Linked DNA regions of Homo sapiens: region 1 is linked to region 2. A link is an interaction called in ENCODE POLR2A ChIA-PET data of the cell type or tissue named here. Cell type or tissue: CD4-positive, alpha-beta T cell. All regions are shown on one strand. Each heading gives the region's core, and the rest is flanking DNA. Links, peaks and the distances in the headings are about the cores only. Region 1 holds the start of CD40LG (CD40 ligand). Region 2 overlaps RBMX (RNA binding motif protein X-linked).

The links. Peaks named below come from ENCODE experiments on the same cell type or tissue, not always from the same donor. Only the 100,000 strongest peaks of a DNase experiment are listed, where the experiment ranks them.
Region 1: POLR2A ChIA-PET joins it to region 2 with 6 read pairs; 7 of 35 experiments call an interaction of 5 or more read pairs at or near these places.

Annotation. Positions count from the first base shown.
Region 1 is chrX:136,642,402-136,652,656 of GRCh38, reverse strand. CD40LG (CD40 ligand) reads right to left here and starts at 4,499. Exons shown (of 5, transcript NM_000074.3): 1 at 4,253-4,499; 2 at 2,260-2,391. The coding sequence starts at 4,408. It overlaps LINC00892 (long intergenic non-protein coding RNA 892), which reads right to left. Exons shown (of 3, transcript NR_038462.1): 3 at 10,228-10,255. In CD4-positive, alpha-beta T cell, for the core only: no CTCF peak of the experiment used is centred there; DNase peaks (open chromatin) are centred at 4,516 and 5,866; H3K4me3 peaks cover 2,297 bases; H3K27ac peaks cover 3,863 bases.
Region 2 is chrX:136,863,287-136,873,541 of GRCh38, reverse strand. RBMX (RNA binding motif protein X-linked) reads left to right here. Exons shown (of 9, transcript NM_002139.4): 9 at 1-81. Among named protein-coding and RNA genes, the nearest start is that of SNORD61, 11 kb to the left of the region's middle. In CD4-positive, alpha-beta T cell, for the core only: no CTCF peak of the experiment used is centred there; no DNase peak of the experiment used is centred there.

The sequences.
Region 1 (10,255 bases), core at 3,097-8,096, 220 kb after region 2:
TCCCCCAAAATGACAGATTAGTGCTACCTGCCTCCAGAGATAATGAGTTCCTTGTCACTAGAGATGTTCAAACAGAGATTGGATGACCACTTAGTCAGGAGGTGGAGAGAAGACTGAAGTTGTGGATTGAGAATTGGATCTGATGACTTCTAAGACCCCATCAAGACCTGATTCAAAGACTCCAAATTCAAACTTGAGGTTGCTTAGGTGCAGCCAGACTGTGGCCCGGAAAGAAAGCCTACTAACATTAGCTAAGAAAATATGAATCTAATCTGGAGCTATTCTATAATTGTCCTATTGAGTTTTTTCAAAGTCTCGAATTTTGTTTTAGGGTGAGAAATTTGGGGGAAAGCGTATTGGAAAGGGGATCCGTCATTGGGGGAGGATTGGGTAGCTGGAGGACTTTGTATCTACTCATTGTACGTAATCCTAGGTATAGGTGGTGTTGACTAGGGTTCCACACCTGCTGCAGTAGAGACAAGGAGCCTCCTTAGTTGCATGTAAGGAGGAGATCCCTGGGGCCCTGGCTGACATGCCTGAGAAGATCTGCCTTTTAAGAATATGAAACTTTGGAGCTGTCACTTTTTTCATACAAGCATAAGCAGGGAGGCCAAACTGACTGTTTTCTTTACTCCTATCCTCGGTAGCTGATTTTGGGAGCTTTACATACATAGCCAACCTGAAATAATGACGTGAGGAATTGACAATTCAACCGTAAAAGTCTCCGTAAGAAACGAGGGGGACTGACAAGCCACTCTCACTGCCATTGGAGGGAACTGAAGGCTTATCACATAATTGTAGAATGTCAGAGCTGATAGTGCCCTTACAGATAATCTGTCTTCTCATGTTATAGATGACAAAACTGAGGCCCAGAAAGGTGAAGTTATTTACCCAAAGTCACATAGCCAAGCACATTCAGTCTGTTATTTGGATTATTAGCCATTGTTTTGAAAGTGCCTTTATTCACATTTAAACTGGTAACATCTTCCAATACTCTGTAATACTGGCCCAAATCCTCGAAGAACCGAAGAAACTCAAATCATTTTCCTAGCTGGCCAGTCTTGCAAAGAAAGGGTTTAGGAGTTTCATCTAAAGCCTAGATTAGTGTAAAGAACCTGAAAGCAAGCAGCGGATTTGAGCCACATTCTGTTCTCCGTAGGTGACTCAGGAATAAGCTGTTAGAGTCTTCACTAATGAATTAAATGGCACCTCGGTGACAGTACAGGAGGGCAGAAATAAGATCAGAAATAAGATCTTAACCCTTTTACGCCTGCATTAAATTACACATCATCTATATGTGAGAACTAATTCCTGTTGGTTTACCCAGATACCCACCCACCTGGCCCAGAACTGTCCTCAATGTGGAGTGCTGCCTCCTAGAAATGACCCCTAAGTGAGCCGAGGCCCAAGGGTATTTGACTCAGTGTTCTGAAAGGGACATAGGCAGAAAGAACTCTTGATGTTCTGCCTCAGGAGAAAGAGCCCCTAGACCCTATGTCTGTGATGATGGAATTAATGTAAAGGTTCTAAAAATTCTTGTTTTAGGTATCTGTTATAAGCCACAGTCACTGCAGTGACTTCATGCTAGCTACCAGCCTGGTGGGCTAAAAGGCTTTGAACCCTCTGTGCCTCTGGTCATGACCGGCCATAGAGTGGGCGGGCTTCATGAGCAAGTGATATTATATGGAGTCTGGTTTGAGCGACACTGAGAATGTCTATTACTTATTCCCTGCACCTCTCTCCCCAGTAAAAGGGAAAGATCTCACTGTCAGGACACCTAAAATTCCATCATCAGAGAAGCACCAGAGACTGTTACCAGTCTTCAGGTGTCCCTTCACTTGTGGCCTGCTGCCACGGCAGCTGTTGACGGCTATTGCTTCCCTGGGAAATGGGGATCAGACTCTGGGTCCCCAGTGCGAGAGCATCAAGGTTTGGATGGGGAGACACAGCAATGCAAAAACCAAGCTTGGTGGACTTCATCATTTTGCCTAGTGGTAGCTGCATATGTAAGCTGACAAATATGTGTGACTGTGCCCCTAAGGGTGTATTTTCCCCAGAGAGTGTCTTTGTGTTTTTTTTTTTTAACCCCCACACACACACCCATGTATGTGTGTATATCTGCATGCATATATATGTGTGTGTGTGTCTGTGTGTCTGTGTCTATAACCAATCTTTAAACATTGGCATTGTCAGTTTCCCGATCTAGCAAATGTAGTAAAATATTTCAATGACACTTTTACCAGTAATTAAGCTGCTTACCTTCACAAAGCCTTCAAACTGGCTTTTAATCTCCTCACAGTTCAGTAAGGATAAGGATCTTTCTCCTGTGTTGCATCTCTGTATCGTTTTCATGAATACAAAATCTTCATGAAGATTCCTTTCATCTTCTATCTATTTTGGAATAACAAGGATATGATAAATGTCATTCGGAAGGAGAATACAGCTAATGATATCTGCCTCTACATTCATTTCCACGGCATCAACAAGAGGAGGACTTTCAGGCATAAATGGAGAATAATAAGTTATTATATTGGCTGATTGCTATTTTGTATTTGCAGTTTAAAAATCTATAAAAGACAGCAATTAAGATGTCATGTTATCAGAAACTCCAGGTAGAAATCAGAGCTATTCTACTAAATGTTCACTACAAAATGCATATTTTTTCAACATACTATAGCAGCAATATTCTGTAATTGTCACATTTCTCATTGCTTCAGTAATGATTGGTCATTATAAACATCAGCCTAGAAAATAGTTTTCTGCAGAGCTAATTTGCCCACTTCATTTTAGTGTTTGTGATGCAGTGCTTTATAAAAAGAAGTTAATTTGCAATGTGTCAGTTAACGAGTTCTAATTACATCTCTCTCCCTTTTAACTTTAGTATTTGTAGAAAACATTTGCATTTTTAAAGAAATCATCTTTTATCCTCAAAGTAACAAGATATTTTATTTTCCAATGTCTTAGAATAATTAAATGTACAGAATTCACTTGCATTATCAACTAATTTTATACCATTTTCTTGCTTTAAGAGTAGATTTTTTAGATTCAAAACAAGATTCAGTTAGCTGGCAGCTTCTGCTGTAATTAAGAGCACATGTAAATAGTACGGTAAATATCAGTCCACTGAGGTCACTATTGCCCCTTTAGAAGCTAGGCCTATGTCCATACATTTGATTGACAGAGCACATCAGGCCAAACACAAATAACCAACCAGACCAGAAGCCCCCTCTTTTGTCAGCAGTGAAACCTAATATTTGGATAACCCAGTGGATGACTTCAGCCCTCACTACCTCACCTTATCCTGTTAGAAAAATCTCATGACATTAATTCTAGGTCCAGATCCTAAGAGAGGACACTCAAGTATCCCTGATAAAGTGCAATCATCCAGATGCTTTCTAGCCACAGTTCCTGCATCCAGAATTTTAGGAACAGCCAGAAAACTAATCAACTTTCTCCTTTACATCTATGATTGGTATTTTGTCAACACCAGCCAATTATACTCCTCAGTGGAAGTGAAAAAATACATGAAAACAAAATAAGTCCTGATGGTTTTCTTTTCCTAAGAATGCAAAACAGCCTACTAAGTTACTCTGCTCTTTTGTTCCTGCAAGTCTAACCATTTAAAAATGTAAAACATCTCAGAGGGAGACTGAGCATCCTGCAACTACAATCAGTGCTTGTGAAGAATTACACAGAAAATGCTACTTTTACTAAAAGACTGCAAATTCTGGGACTTATCCATGTCTATGTTAATCTGAAGCATTATGAAATTTTAGATCAAATTGACGCTCTTCTTGCCTAGCTGGAAATTTAAAAGAAAAAAGCTGTCTCCATAAAAAAATAGCTTACTTTTAAAGCAGAACTTTAGCAAATAATTATAGCTAGTGCGTACATAGTGCTTACTATGTATCAGACCCCCTCCTAAGCTTTTTACAAGGCTAAACTCACTTAATCTATGAAATGGACACCAATACCATCCCCATTTCTCAGATGTGGAAACTGAGGCACTTGCCCCAGGATAACAGAGATGGTATGGGCAGAGCCAAGATTTGAACCCAGGCAGTCTGACTCCAGATCCCAAGATCCTAACCAGAGACAAGAATATGAGACTTCATTGACTAGGCAACAAACATTATGCCACAAGACCATTCTTCTATTTGGTTTCTACCATCATCCATCATTTGGGTAGAACCAACCTATGAATTAGTAAGGACCCCAAATTTAGTTAATAAAGGCTTGTGGTTCATCTTACCTTGTCCAACCTTCTATGAAGATACACAGCAAAAAGTGCTGACCCAATCATCTGGGTGATAAGAAAAACAGTAAGTAAATACATAAAAATTTTCATGCTGATGGGCAGTCCAGTGGCCGCAGATCGGGGAGAAGTTTGGTTGTATGTTTCGATCATGCTGTGTTAAAGTTGAAATGGTATCTTCTGGCAGAGAAGGTGGCAGAGGCAGCATGAGAAGACTGTCAAAGTGGCCACCTTACTCAGGATTAGTTAAGAGCGCACAATCGTTGCAGCCCACACTTCCTGGAAAATGTGCTTCGTAGTCTTCTCTCCCAGCAAAAACGTTACGTAAAGGTTTTTTGTTTTTTTTTTTTTTTTTAATTATACCCATATCATTCACTTCCAGGCTTTCCTTTTTGTAAGTAAAGAAGAAACAAGTTTCTTCTTCCATATATTCATTCTTGCCTTGAAATGTCATAGACTTCTTAACAGACAATGGCAGTATTTTCCTATCACTGTCTAACTTTTTGGGTTCACCAGTTTCAAGGAAAGTGACAAATTCATCCACCAGCAATAGACTTATTTCAATTTCAATCTTACTAATACGAAGCGGGAACCTGGTATATGGAGAAAGAAACACATGTCAACAAAAGTTTGGATTGATTTTATGACTGGTGTCCCATCAACTAATTGCTTCTCAGAACTTTACTTCTTTAATCACTAAACTCAATGAAAGCCTGGCAGGTTTTCAGGTCAAGTCTACATGGCATAAAGCAAAAAAAGCATGCTGATGGTTATTAAATAAAATTTAGCTGGAAAGATAATGCAAGAAAAATAAATTTTGCAAAGGCAAAGATAAGTAGGGTCTTGAGGGAAATCAGGCCAAGACTCTGGAATTGAAGTTAAAGTAAAAATCGTGACTTGACGTAGCTAAGCTGCCTGTGTACACTGTTCCAATCCATTAGATAATTGTTGATGCTGATGTAACAGTTCAGAATAGGGAAAATAGGCTGCAGTTAAGAGATCTGAATTCTAGTCTTTGCTCTACCAATAAATTGCTATGAGCCTTGGGCAAATCACTTCATCTCTTTAGACCTCAGTTTCCTCATACCCAAAGGAGGCACTTGCACCTGTCTTGCTTATCCTGTAGGTTGCTGTGAAGATCTAATAAAGATGTGCATGGAAGAAATTTGAAACACGTTAAGCAATAAACAATTCTCATCCTGAATTTTTTGGAATTTATTTAGCCTAAGACATGAGTTTAACAAATAATTGCCAACTCCTTACATGTTGGTAAAAACCAAATGAACAATAACAATATTAAAAACACCTTAAGTTTTGACAATGAATTGAATCACTGAAGTGTGTAGGATTACACATTTCTGAAGGGCTTTTGCATCATCTTATCAGATTTCCTTCAAACTAAAAGCAGCTGTGGAAATCCCTACCTCACATCCAAACCTGGTCTAGAAACCATGATAAAATTGCTTTGATGATTCCTATAAAATTGTTTTGAGAGACAAATAGGAAACGTAAAAACTGCTCTGATAGGCATGCTATCTATATAGTTAGCACCTGCTTTCTTCCCCTCCCACGCCCCAGCATCCTGTCCTGGGCCCAGATCTATGTAGCTTTTCACTACATCTGCCAAGTAGGTGGCTTCGATGCACGTGATGAACTTTGATCAGTCAAGTCAGAGGCTTTGGTTCTTAGACAAGTAACCTTAGTTCCACTGAAGGAAAATTATCATGAGAGCCAAAATGGGCTCAAGGACTTCTGCACTGTCAGTTTTATACAACTTGAGAGTGCCAGAGCTGCAGGGGCCCTGCAATCAGCTCAGCCAAGACCCGAGGGAGGGGAGGCTGAAGGTCACAGATTTGTTCACGTGACCAACTTGAAAAAACAGTTGTTGTCCAACCTCCTTGCCTCAACTTCTTGATCCCCAGCCTCCTACAGTCTGACTTCTGCCCACAATATTCCCCTGAAATTGATCCCACCATTATTAGCTCAATAATAGTTTTGGCTGAATACTTCTTAGAGTTTATTTTTAGCGACCTCTCTATTACTCTGTTGACCTATTATCCTGTTGTCATCTTCCTGAATGCTCTCCCCACTTGAATTCTATATCACCCTATTCTTAAGGGCTTCTGCCTCTCAGAATCCTTCTTCATGTTATCTTCTTTCCTCTTTGTATCCCTTAAAACTTTGGTATTCCTTCTCTCTATTTCCTTTCCTTCTCCCTTCTCCTCTCCTCCCCTCTCTTCTTGTTCTCCATGGTTTCATTGGGTGATTCATGGGTTTCATGAACTTTCATGGGTTTCAATCTCACCTTCATTGTGATAAATCTCAAATCTATAACTGAAGTCCTGAACTTCAGAGTTGTAAGCACAGCTACCTCTGAAAATCTCTACTTGGATATCCCAAAGCCATCTTACATTTGGTATGCTCTAAAATTAATTTATCTCACCACTCTAATTCCAATCCAGACCTGTTCTCCCTTAAGATTCTCCGTATCTCTGTGAATGGTCCCACCACCCACTTAATTGCCCAAGTCAGAGATCTGGGATCCATTCATGATTTTTCACTCTCTCTTGCCCCAGATTGCCCCAATCCCAGTGGCTTCTTCCTCCAAAAACCTTGGTTGCCACCACTTCTCTCCATGGCCCCTGCCATCATCCTATTCCAGGCCCATATATCCTCTCCTTTGTAGATTACTGAATTGTACCATCCTAACTTATCTCCCTGTTTCTCTTTCTGTCCCACCCCATCCATCTTTCACACTGACAGCAACTGACTCCAGAATGCCCTGCTTGTACCTCAATTGTTGAAGCCTTCTCTTTCTCTCATCCTTCTGCCTGGTCCTCTACCATAATGCCACAATTGGCTACCTTTCCAGCTTCCTCATTTGGGCTGTTTTTTTGATTTCTGATTCTGCATCAGAAGTTCTTTGTCTCAGAACCTCTCATGCCTGTCTCTCCCTAACAGGGAGTTGGCTCCGTTTTAATATCTTCAGCTGCCTAACACGTCCAAAAATGATTATCAAACTTAGTTTCCAAGAAATGTATACATGTATAGGAGTGCATGCAAGTGTCTATAGCCAAAATCAAATATTGACCATCTTTTTCTAAGTTTACAGAAAGAATTAAGTTAATGGATTGAAGTCTCATTTTTCAGTTATTTTTACACAGAATTTTCTTAAATATTGGTCACCCTTTTCTACTACTACTTTTCTGCTAGCTAGTGATTGATTTGTAGCAAATATCAAGGGAAAAATAAGAAAAACAATGGATCATACTTCAACAGTTTGTTTTTGATGTGAATATGCCTGTGGTTGTGATTTTATATTGATAACCCAGAACACAGTCATAATTTCTGCTTGGAAAATCATTTCCAGTACATATGAAAGAGTTAAATATAACAGTATTTTGTTTGTTGTATGAAGGGCCTCCTAAGGGTTCTTTTCCCTGAATATACCTGAAAAGCTCTAGACTAGAGGAAAGGGTCTCGATTCTTAACATGGCAGATGAGTTGACCCCTGCCCACATTTCTCTCCTCATCGTCTACGACTCATTAGGTCTCAAACATTTTAAGCTAGTTTTATTTCCTGAAATGTGCTGTGCTTATTCATGTTATTTGTGTGCCAAGGCTAATTCTCTCCTGTCTTATCTATTAATGTTTTTTGTTTGTTTGTTTGTTTGTTTGAGACAAAGTCTCACTCTGTCGCCCAGACTGGAGTGCAATGGCACGATCTCAGCTCACTGAAACCTCCATCTCCCAGGTTCAAACGATTCTCCTGCCTCAGCCTCCCAAGTAGCTGGGACTACAGGCTTGCGCAACCGCGCCTGGATAATTTTTACAAAATTTTTTTAGTAGAGACGGGGTTTCACCATATTGGCTAGGCTGGTCTCAAACTCCTGACCTCATGATCTGCCAGCCTCGGTGTCCCAAAGTGCTGGGATTACAGATGTGAACCACAGCGCCCGGCTATCTATTAATGTTTAAGTGAAATATTCTGTTCCAGCTGACAAGGTGCTCTCTTCTGTACTTAATCTTTTTGTTGTTGTTGTTGTTGAGAAGGAGTCTGGCTTTGTCACCCAGGCTGGAGTGCAGTGTCATAATCTTGGCTCACTACAACCTCCACCTCCCGGGTTCAAGTGATTCTCCAGCCTCAGCCTCTTGAGTAGCTGGGATTACAGGCGTGCACCACTCTGCCTGGCTAATATTTGTAAATTTAGTAGAGACGGGGTTTCACCAAGTTGGCCAGGCTGGTCTTGAACTCCTGACCTCAGGTGATCCACATGCCTTGGCCTCCCAAAGTGCTGGGATTACACAGGCGTGAGCCACTGTGCCCTACCTCTTCTGTGCTTAATCTATCATAGCATTTGCCACATCATATCATAATGGACTTGTCTGATTTTTCTACCATTAGCTATTAGAGGAAAAAGATAATTAAAACAAACAAACAAACAAAAAAACCCAGAAATTTTGGTTCCTGACACATTGTAAGGAGTTAGTAAATGTTTGCCAAATTACTAAATATTATTTTAAAGAGATAGAAGGGGAAGTTGTAAAATATTCTAACCTGGGAGAATAGCGCTTGGCTAGCTTTTCTAGCAATACATGTCAGAATATATTTACATTTTCTTCAATTCCCTTAATTCTCCCTCTTTCCTCTGGGTCAGTTCCATTTGTTTATTTTGGTCCTTTTCATTATGTTGCTAGTTTTTCTCAAATGCTTGGCCATTTATTTATTTATGAATGAAAACCCGTGTTGGTTATTATGGGTAGATGGCATGAGTTTCCTCTGCAATTGTGTTGATCTATCTGTTTTCCCCACAAACCTCTCTCCGGAATGGGAGGGCTGACTGTGGGTTCTGTTTAAGTGGGTAGGAAATGTCAACAGTCAGGCTTCCCTTTAGGTTATGTGGGTGGAGAGGCAGGAAGACCAGGGACCCCCACAACTGATGAAGTAAGGAGGGCTTTTCTCTGGGGGTGGAGCCTTGTAGAAGGTTTCACTCTTGACTAATATTGGTTTTCCTTTTGGTTTTGTCCTCCTATCTGTTGTGGAGGTCTCAGCACCCTTCCTAGAGCCCTCTCTAGGTAACTTTAGACTGAGGGCCAAGGCCAAATGCTGCTGCTAACAAATGGTCCACTGGGGGAAAGGAGAGAGAGGGAGAGGGCCACTTTTCCCAGCTGTTTCCGCTGCCGCTCTTCAATGATTGCCTCATAGCCCACCCCTGCTCCTCACATTCATTGACTCTGTGATTAATGCTTCTTTGGGAAAGCATACTCTTACAACTTATTGAATTGCAATGTTTACTGCTCTGATCTGTCTGTTAGTCCAAATTCATGGCCTTTCTTGCTTGTTGCTATCTCTCAAAATTTATGTCACATTGATGTCACCTTTTCTTATTTCCTATGGTTGTTGTGGTTTCTTCCTTTTTATATTTATTTTTGACTAAATAATACATTCACATGGTCTAAAATGTAAATGAAAGAGTATGAAAGAGTATGTAATGCAGTCTTTTTCCCATCTCTTCCTTTCAGTCTTCCATGGTTAAACAGTGTTGTCAGTTTCTTATGTATCTTCCTGGGATGCTTTTATGCACATTCAAGCAAATACATAGATATTCCCTTTCAGCCTTTTAACACCCAGCAGTATATAACACATTGTTCTACATCTTAACAATGTGTCTTGGAGATTGTTCTATGTCAGCAAAACACTTCCTTATTCTCTGTTTTTTTACAACTTCATAGTGTCCCATTACATGAATGATGATGTACCATAAATTATTTAACTAGTCCCCTATTGATGAACATTTAGGTTGTTTCCAATCATATGATATTTTTAAATGCTGTAACAAATAACCTTGTACTACTCATTTTTAAAAGTTTTTTTTCAGACATTTTCATGGGATCTGGAAGGCTAAAATTTACATATATTTTAACACTGACCAATCAACTTTTAACCTAAACACATTACACTTGAAGAAAGATGATTTATGGGTTATTGTTTATTTTCCA
Region 2 (10,255 bases), core at 311-5,310:
CTTTCCCTTCCCCCAATAAGACCATTTAAGTGTGTGTTAAACAACTACAGAATACTAAATAAAAAGTTTGGCCAAAACCAACCATGAAGCTGCAAAGGTGCTTGCTCTTACTGTTTCAAATTTTTGCAACTCTGTAGTGTCTCACTTTTAAAGGAACAGCTTGATTGCAAAGGAGAAAATAGATAAGCAATGAAGTTATCTCCAACTTCCTAAAGGCTTATGACTTCTAAAAAGTGAATCTATCAGCATTCCACATCAGATTTAAAGCATCAAATGCCTGTGAAACAGCAAAGATGGTAAGCAAAGCAAACTAGTTTTTCCGTCTAAGTCGAAATTGAACACTTACCTTCCTCATAGTACAGTGAAACATACTGTACCTCAAGGCAATGGAAATGCCTTCTAGATTAAAAAAAACTTTTGGAAAAAAGAAATATTCAATAGCGTATTAGAAGTCCTCCAAATTCAACACTTGGATTTTTTTTTTTTTTTTTTAAAGCATGTGTGACACTTAAAGGCTTTATTAATAGAGCTGTTGTTTACCAATGGCGATCTGGGGCTTGGGAGGGGGTATTTTTTTCAAAGTCCATTTTTGATGAAGACCTTTAAACATGCTTCGTATGTTTTTAACATTTTTTTCAAATTAGTCTTTTAGTCAATATAGGAAATGGCTTAAGTTTGGGGTCCCCCTTTTTACCCCTGTAAGCCATTGCAAACTTGACATTTAGTTGGATGCCTGACTTGTTTTTAGTTCTATGAAACTACACTGTATGGAGAAAATCTATTGCAAGTGGTCTTTAAAAAGCAAAACCTGAGGCAGCATGACCCAGGTCCAGCCATGAAGTTGAAAAAGATGCTCTTGAATATAGTAAACTTGAAGACCTCCAACTAAAAATCCTTATACTGCACTTATTCCTTCAAATAAGTTTTGTTCGTTCAACTTATGGATTTAACGTGGCAGTGCACCATTGGAACAGAATGACAATCCATAAGCCATGCAACTTAACAATTTAAGCCATTCCAGTCCATCCCGAGCCAGTGAATCTTCCACCACTTAAGACAAATAGTAGAACATGAAATATATTAAGCTGCAAGTCTGAACTTGCCTTTTCTTTCTGGAAAAGAGGGCAGTAATAGGCAAGTTTTAAAAGAATTTCCTTAAGAGAGATAACTAGTTTTCATTTATTTAACTTTTGCAGGTTGGTGATTTTGCTCATTATGGTCGTGGAGTGCTGATTGATTCACAGTAGATAAAGCTGGCAGTAAGAAATGCTAAGGTAAGTGTTGAAAGCAATGGCCTTTGAAGGTTTAAATGTTGTGTAACTACCATTTAGTTTAGCTGTGACATTGGCAAGTTATTGTGGTCCTCACTTCATCTGTAAAAGAAAACGCTGCTTGGAATTGATGAAGTTAAGTGCTTTAATGTGTAGTGCCTGACACATTCATTGTGAATTTAGAGTGAGGTTACATTTCCGTGAGTCTGGCTCATTCATGAGATTATTCTTAGCTATTTTTGAACCCATAAAGCTTGCTTATAGCTCTTCATATGCAAGCATTCTCAACAAGGAAGTACACACGTAAGAAGTTTGCTCAGCTGGGCACCATGGCTCGTGCCTTTAATCCCAGGACTTTGGGAGGCCAAGGCGGGCAGACCATGAGGTCAGGAGTTCGAGACCAGTCTGGCAAACATGGTGAAACCTCATCTGTACTAGAAAAAAAAAAAAAAAAAAAAACACCGGGCGTGGTGGTGTGCGCCTGTAATCCCAGCTACTGGGGAGGCTGAGGCAGAATTGCTTGAACCCAGGAGGCAGAGGTTGCAGTGAGCCGAGATCACGCCATTGCACTCCAGCCTGGGCAACAGCAAGACCCTGTCTCAAGAAGAGGAAAAAAAAAATTTGCTCAGTGCATTTTGTAAAAGGATATACTTTCGTTGTTACTAGTTAGTGCTTGCTCATTTGCATAGCTACAATACAAATTGACTAAATGTGGAGTTAATGATGCAACTGTGGCTGCAAGCTCCCTGTTTAACATAATTTTATTGACATTGACATAATGACGACATAGTATGTAATTTCAATATTACCTTTTTTTTTTTTTTTTTGAGACGGAGTCTTGCTCTGTTGCCCAGGCTGGAGTGCAGTGGCGCGATCTCGGCTCACTGCAAGCTCTGCCTCCCGGGTTCACGCCATTCTCCTGTGCCTCAGCCTCCCCCAGTAGCTGGGACTACAGGTGCACACTGCCACGCCCGGCTGATTTTTTGTATTTTTAGTAGAGATGGGGTTTTACTGTGTTAGGATGGTCTCGATCTCCTGACCTTGTGATCTGCCTGCCTCGCCTCCCAAAGTGCTGGGATTATAGGCATGAGCCACCGCACCTGGCCGCCTATGGTTGATTTTTTAAGCTTGCGTGGTTTTTTTTTTTTCTTCTCTTCTGAGACAGTTTTGCACTTGTTGCCCAGGCTAGAGTGCAATGGTGTGATCTCAGCTCACTGCAACCTCTGCTTCCCAGGTTCAAGTGATTTTCCTGCCTCAGCTTTCCAAGTAGCTGGGATTACAGGTGCCTGCCACTATGTCGGTTATTATTATTATTATTATTTGTATTTTTAGTAGACAGGGTTTCACTGTTGGCCAGGCTGGTCTTGAACCCCTAACCTCAGGTGATCCGCCCGCCTCGACCTCCCAATGTGCTGAGATTATAGACGTGAGCCACTGCATGCGGCTTTCTTTTTTTTTCTTTTTTTCTTTTTCTTTTTTTTTTTTTGAGATGGCTTCTCAACTCACTGCCTCTCAGGTTCAAGCGATTCTCCTGCCTCAGACTCCCCAAGTAGCTGGGACTACGGGTGTGCACCACCGTGCCCGGCTAATCTTTGTACTTTTTGTAGAGACAGGGTTTCACTGTGTTGGCCAGGCTGGTCTCAAACTCCTGACCTTGAGTGATCTGCCTGTCTCGGCCTCCCAGTGTTGGGATTACAAGCGTGAGCCACTGCGCCTGCTTGCTTTTTAAAGCAGTTACTTTTATTTTCAGCTAAAGCAACAAAAAAGTATATATTTAAATGATAGTTTGGGGGGAAGTACTTTACAGTAAAACAAATACTATGTAACAGGATCCCATGTTTTTCATTTTACAGAGTTGTTGAAGCAGAAGGCGGCTGATTGTCAATAAGTCACTACAGTTGCATAAGCAGTGCTGTCAGAATTGGTTTGGTGCAGGCAATAGATTTTGCCTTCAGGGGTTCCTGTGGATCTGAGGAAGGCATCAGTGTTGATTAACACTCATAACTAGGGAGTGACTGGTAGTTACTTAAAGCAAGTAATTGACCAAATGGAAAAGGGGAAGTAATTAAGGAAATTGGTAAGTGGAGGTAGTCAGGAAGTTCTTGTGGTTCTTCACATAGATTTTACAGCTTTGGCTTTCATTTTGTTTAGCTAAAGTCATGGGGACAACTCTTCAATTTAGAACTTAAGTTGAATTATAAAAATGATGGATATAAGTGGTAGCTGTATCTAGTGAAGTGTCTGTCAGTAAGTGAAACATTTTTTGGTGGTGGCTTATCCACAAACAGTTTAGTTGTAGAATAAAACTTATGAGTGACATCTGGAAAGTAACCATGCTAAGATGGCAAGCACACTGGAAACAATTAGGCCACTTGGCTTTCTTTTGCTGTATTGTTTTATAAGCCTACTTTACCTCCCAGTCTTGGAAACAAGTTTTAGTTTTTTATTGGTTTGGAGACTAGAGCCAATAGTATAATGTTCTCAAAGGAAACAGACTTGAGTTGTTGGATTAGAGGAACTAACCCAACTTATATGATTTTTTTTTTGTTTTTGTCGTGTAGTTATGGCACTGTCTTATTTGGAACATTTGCAACTAGGGATAATACAACATTTTTAACTCTCATTTGACAACCTACTACTAATCACAGACCACAAGGGTAATGACCAAATTTATGTGGTTTTTGCACTCCATAGTTGTCTTAGCCCAATCTTTCTATACTCTTACGATTACTTGGGTTAACGCTTCTGTGAGGACCTTCTGGCTCTTGAGATACCCTAAATATTTAAGATATTTAGATATCTTGAAGATAGTATAGGATATAGAGATTGTACCAAATAGGAATATAAGGAGTATGTTAAAATGACCAGATACCTGTTTGATAGTTTACTGACCTAGCAGATGTGTGGAAAAGGAATCAGATCTTGATTCTTCTGGGTTTATACTGGTTGTAAAACAGAATGATACAGAAAATGTTTTCCTTGTTTAACTGGTAGTTGAACATAGAACTTGGGTATTATAGATCACTTTTCACTTTTTGGAATGTTTTGTATTGAAACTTAATAAAACTTTAACATGGCATCTTTTTTTGTGGCAAGGGGCTCTTCTTTACTTAGAAATTAGGGGTTTATGTTTTTAAATGTTTTTCCCATGTCCCCCTCCCCCAAACACTACCTCTGTTGCATTGATGGCACTTAATCAGTTTTGCATGGGAATGTCCAGAGTCATTGAGGCTGTTTTTGTGACTAGGCCTCCTTTATTGAGAGTGAGCTTCAGGGGGAATGTAGATGACTTCATTCAGTCCTCACCCTAAAAGTTAAATGGAAGCACAATCACACACCTAAGAAGCAGAGGCTAAATAAACCAGGAGTCAACTGTAGTGCTTTTATGTAATTCCTGCTTACCTCTTGGGGAAAAACAGGTCAGCAACAACTCAGTTGTGGCTGTGGATTCCAAATACTTTGGGTCAAGCAATGCATGTGATAATATGCTTCTGAATTTGCAGTTTTCAGTTTCTCTGCTTTACCTAGTGTCCTGTATATATCTGACTAGTTGATGTTCGTTTGTGTCTAAAACTGGGCATTGCATTTGGGTTATGTAGTCAGTTGAACAGAACTCAGCACATGGAGAAAGAATGCAGCTAAGCATTAAGATGGCAGAGAAAGCCCTAAGTATTGTCATTCTGTAAATAATCTCAGCTCTACACCTGTTTTTTTGGGGGGGTTTATTAATGAGATGGAGTCTCACCATGTCCCCCAGGCTGGAGTGCAGTGGCACCATCTCGGATCGCTGCAACCTCCGCCTCCCGGGTTCAAACGATTGTCCTACCTCAGCCTCCCAAGTAGCTGGGATTACGGGCGTGCGCCACCACACCCAGCTAATTTTTGTGTTTTAGTAGAGATGGGGTTGTCATCATGTTGGCCAGCCTGGTCTTGAACCTCCTGAACTCAAGTGATCTGCCCACCTTGGCCTCCCAAAGTGCTGGGATTACAGGTGTGAGCTACAACGCGCAGCCAGTTCTATACCTATTGTTCCAGGAAAACATCTCTCTACTCATCCCGTCAATACTTTATGTTGCACATGTCAGTATACTTCCTGAAAAGTAACTTGAACTTTTGTATCAATTAGTTCAACTTTAATCAATTTTTAAGATAACATTTAAATCTGAAATACTCAAGTATTAAGGGTACTGTTTTATGAACTGAGAAATGTATACTCTATCAATGATGGATAATTACCATCATCTCAAAGTACTTGAGTTTTAGCCGTGTATACATCAGTAGTTCCATGTTGCCGAGTATGGTATGCTTTCCCATTCATGGAAACCTGGGCCTTTTCTGGTTTTTGGCTTTCATGCATAAAGTTGCTATAAATGTTCTCACAGTAGCTTTTGTTTTTGTAATTACTGAGATGAAAACGGGTGTGGAATTGCTGAATCAGGATAGATGTACATTTTTTGAGAGATGGCTAGGCATTTTTTCCAAAGTAATACTGTGGAAACACTTAGCCAATGATGTGTGAGTTATTCCATGCCTTGTCAGTATCTGGTGTTAACAGTTTAGCCCTTATGGTGAATTTGTGGCTTATCCTCTCAGCAATGAGTAGTACTTGAAAAAAAGTATGGTGAAATGCACTGATCTCATGTACAGTTTGATCAGTCTTGAGAAACGCTTAGCACATCAAGACACAGAACTTAGCTCCGGAAAGTTGTGTGTGCCCCTTCTCAGTCAATAGACCACCTCCCAACACCAGCAACAAACACTGACCTGATTTCCATCATAAGATATTTTTTGCAAATTTTGATTATGTAAATTCTGTTGATGTAGTTTATGTCTAGCTGCTTACAGAATGTTTTCAGATTCATCCACATAGTTGCATGTATATTCCTTTTATTGCAGAGTAGAGTTGCAGTGCATGAAGTAACTATTGATGGACATCTGGGCTAGTTCCAATTTTTGGCTATTACAAATACTGCTATGAGTATTCTTGTACGAGTCTTGGACGTAACAGTTTATTTTTGGTAAATGTCGAGTGGAATTCATGAAGTGACAGGGTAGATAATACAGTAAATCTTAACATTGTTGAAGATTTCTTGAAGGGTTCTTGGAAACTTTTATAATGAAACCAGCTTTACCGTAGGCTAATTGACAAAAAATTTAAGTTCCTGCAACATATTTGTAGTTAAAAGTGTCAAACTTTTTTTGAGACATTGTACTCTGTTGCCCAGGCTGGAGTGTAGTGCTATTATGACTCACTGCAGCCTTGACCTCCTGGACTCAAGCAATCCTCCCACCTCAGCCTCCCAAGTAGCTGGGACTACAGGCGTGTGCTAGCATGCCTGGCGTTTTTTTTTTTTTTTTTTTTTTAAAGAGACGGCGGGGGTCTCCCTTTGTTGCCCAGGCTGGGCTTGAATTTCGCAATCCTTCCTCCGCCTCCCAAAGTTCTGAGATTACAGGTGTGAGCCACTGCGCCTGGTGCCAAATAAAAGCCAAAACACATCTAATACTAAACATTGAAATAAACGTGAGCTGTGCATACGTTTAAGAAAAGTTGAAAAGCTATATAGTTCTTTACCCAGTTACTTAAGAAGAGTTGAAAAGCTATCTAGTTATTTACCCAGTTATTTCAGTTCAGAGTCTCAGGAAACTAGAACCTGTCTAGCCAGCTCAAGGCCAAGGTGGGAACCGATCTTGGCCAGGAGACCATCCCATTGCAGGACATGCTCACACCCACATTCACTCAGATCGGAACCATTCAGACTTGCAAGTTTACCTTTGGGATATGGGAGGAAACAGGAGTACCCAGAGAGAAAGCCAATGCAGACACGGGAAGGATGTGTTAACTCCGCACAGTGGTCCCAGCCAGGAGTTGATTTTTTTTTTTTCCTCAACAAAATGATGTTCACTAAAATGACGTTTTTAAAAGATCTGCTGTATGTTTAATTTTTAAGAAACTACCAGAGTTTTCCCAGAGTGGTTGTACCATTTTATGCCCTCAGTAGCAATTTTTTTTTTTTTTTTTTTTGAGACGGCCTCTCTGTCGCCTAGGCTGGAGTGCAGTGGCATGATCTTGGCTCACTGCAACCTCTGCCTCCTGGGTTCAAACGATTCTCCTGCCTCAGTCTCCCAAGTAGCTGGGATTACAGGCACCCACCACCACACCCAGCTAATTTTTGTATTTTTAGTAGAGACGAGGTTTCGCCATGTTGGCCAGGTTGGTCTCAAACTGACAGGTGATACACCCTCCTTGGCCTCCCAAGTGCTAGGATTACAGGCATGAGCCACCGTGCCCGGCCTCATTAGCAATTTATGAGAATTCTGGTTCCTCCACAACATCCTTAACAACATGTGCTGCTATTGATCAGTTTCATTTTAACCATTCTGGTGGGTGGGGTAGTATTGATTTTAATTCACATTTCCCTGATGACTAATGATGCTGAGCACTTTTTTAAAAAGGCTTTATTTGGGGATAATTTTAAATTCTCAGAAGTTGCAAAGTAGAGAGTTCTCATACGCATTACCCAATTTCCCCTAATTTTAATATCTTACATTATTATGGTATTTGTCAACTAAGAGATTAACATTGGTATATTACCATTAACTAAACTCCAGACTAGGTTGGGTGTGATGTCTCATGTTTGTCATCCCAGCATTTTGGGACGCCAAGGTAGACCACTTGAGCCCAGGTGACCAGCCTGGAGAACATAGCAAGACCCACCTCTACAAAAGAATACAAAAATTAGCTGGGTGTGGTGTCAGGAGGCTGAGATGGGAGGATGGCCTGAGCATAGGAAGTTGAGGCTGCAGTGAGCCGTGATGGCACCACTGCACTCCAGCTTGGGTGACAGTGAGACCATGTCTCAAAAAAGACTTTAGATTTCACATATTTTCTACTGTCTTCTCTCCATTGCAGGATCTACTCCAGTATCTCACATTGCACTTCATACTGGGAGTTTTGTGTTTTTTTTTTCTGAAACGGGGTCTCGCTCTGTCACCCAGGCTGGAGTGCAGTGGCGCAATCTCGGCTCACTGCAAACTTCACCTCCTGGGTTCAAGCAGTTCTGCTGCAGCCTCCCGAGTAGCTGGGATTACAGGCGTCCACCACTATGCTGGACTAATTTAATTTAATTACTTTATTTATTTAGAGACTGAGTCTCGCTCTGTCGCCTAGGCTGGAGTGCAGTGGCACGATCTCCGCTCACTGCAAGCTCCGCCTCCTGGGTTCACGCCGTTCTCCTGCCTCAGCCTCCTGAGTAGCTGGGACTACAGGCGCCCGCCACAACGCTCGGCTAATTTTTTGTATTTTTAGTAGAGATGGGGTTTCACCATGTTAGCCAGGATGGTCTTGATCTCCTGACCTTGTGATCCACCCACCTTGGCCTCCCAAAGTGCTGGGATTATAGGCGTGAGCCCCCGTGCCCAGTCCATATGCCGGGCTAATTTTTGTATTTTTGCTTTTTTTTTTTTTTTTTTTTTTTTTGAGATGGAGTCTTGTTCTGTCGTCCAGGCTGGAGTGCAGTGGCATGCTGTCAGCTCACTGCAACCTCTGCCTCCTGGGTTCAAGGGATTCTCCTGTCTCAGCCTACTGAGTAGCTGGGATTACAGGTATGCGCCACCACGCTCAGCTAATTTTTGTATTTTTAGTAGAGATGGGGTTTCACCATGTTGGTCAGCATGGCCTTGAACTCCTGACCTTGTGATCCACCCACCTCGGCCTCCCAAAGTGCTGGGATTACAGGCGTGAGCCACCTCGCCCGGCAATTTTTGTATTTTTAGTAGAGATGGGATTTCGCCATGTTGGCCAGGCTGATGGGCAGTTTCTCACGTGCTTAATTAGCCGTGTGTATAACTACTTTCACAAAGTGTCTAAGACTTTTGTCTGTCTTAAAAATTGGGTTGCCTGCTTTTTAAATGTTACAGAATTTATTTATTTGTTCTGGATACAAATTGTCAGATATGTTACGAATATCTTCTCCCAGTCTGCCTTGCCTATTTTTTATTTTTTTCAATGAGCAAATGAAATCTAATTTAACAAAAATGGTTCTTGGTTTCTGTGACCTAACAAAATTGCCTACTGCCTGGTCATAAATATTTTTTCCTGTCTTCTAGAAGTTTTGTAAGTTTTTTTGTGACTGGGTCTCAAAACCTCATGACAAGGTTTCACCATGTTGCTCAGGCTGGCCTTCAACTCCTGAGCTCAAGGGATCCACGTGCCTAGGCCTCCCAAAGTGCTAAGATTACATACATGAGACACCATGCCTGGACAAGTTTTGTGGTTTTAACTTTTATATTATGTCTGTAATCCATTTTGAATTTTTTTGGGTATGAGGTAGGTGTTGAAATTGATTTTTTCAAATACAGATAGGCCTTTGAGCATCTTTTTTTGAAAAGACTAGCCTCCAGTACTTCAGTATCTTAATAGGAAACATACATACCTGGGTCCGTTACTGTACTTAAAAAAATTGATCGGTAATGTCTATGTCTATCCTTACCTTGATTACTGTAGGGTGTTTTTTTTTTTTAGACACAGTTTTGCTCTTGTCACCCCAGGCTGGAGTGCAATGGCATGATCTCGGCTCACTGCAACCTCCATCTCCCTGATTCAAGTGATTCTCCTGCCTCAGCCTCCCGAGTAGCTGGGATTACAGGCACCCACCACCACGCCTGGCTACTTTTTGTATTTTTAGTAGAGATGGAGTTTCATCATGTTGGCCAGGCTGGTCTCAAACTCCTGACCTCAGGTGATCCACCAGCCTTGGCTTCCTAAAGTACTGGGATTACAGGCGTGAGCCACTGTGCCTGGCCTGATTACTGTAGTTTTATAGTAAGCTCTCTAAGGATACTAATTTTTTAAAGTCCTAAAGTTTTCTTCCTGCAGAGTGGATTTTTTTCCTTTGAAGTTACTATTGCTGTTTTTTTCTACTTCAAACTTCTTACTAGGGGCTTTCCTCAAATAATTGGAAAGTTTTGGCTCTGTGTTCATGATT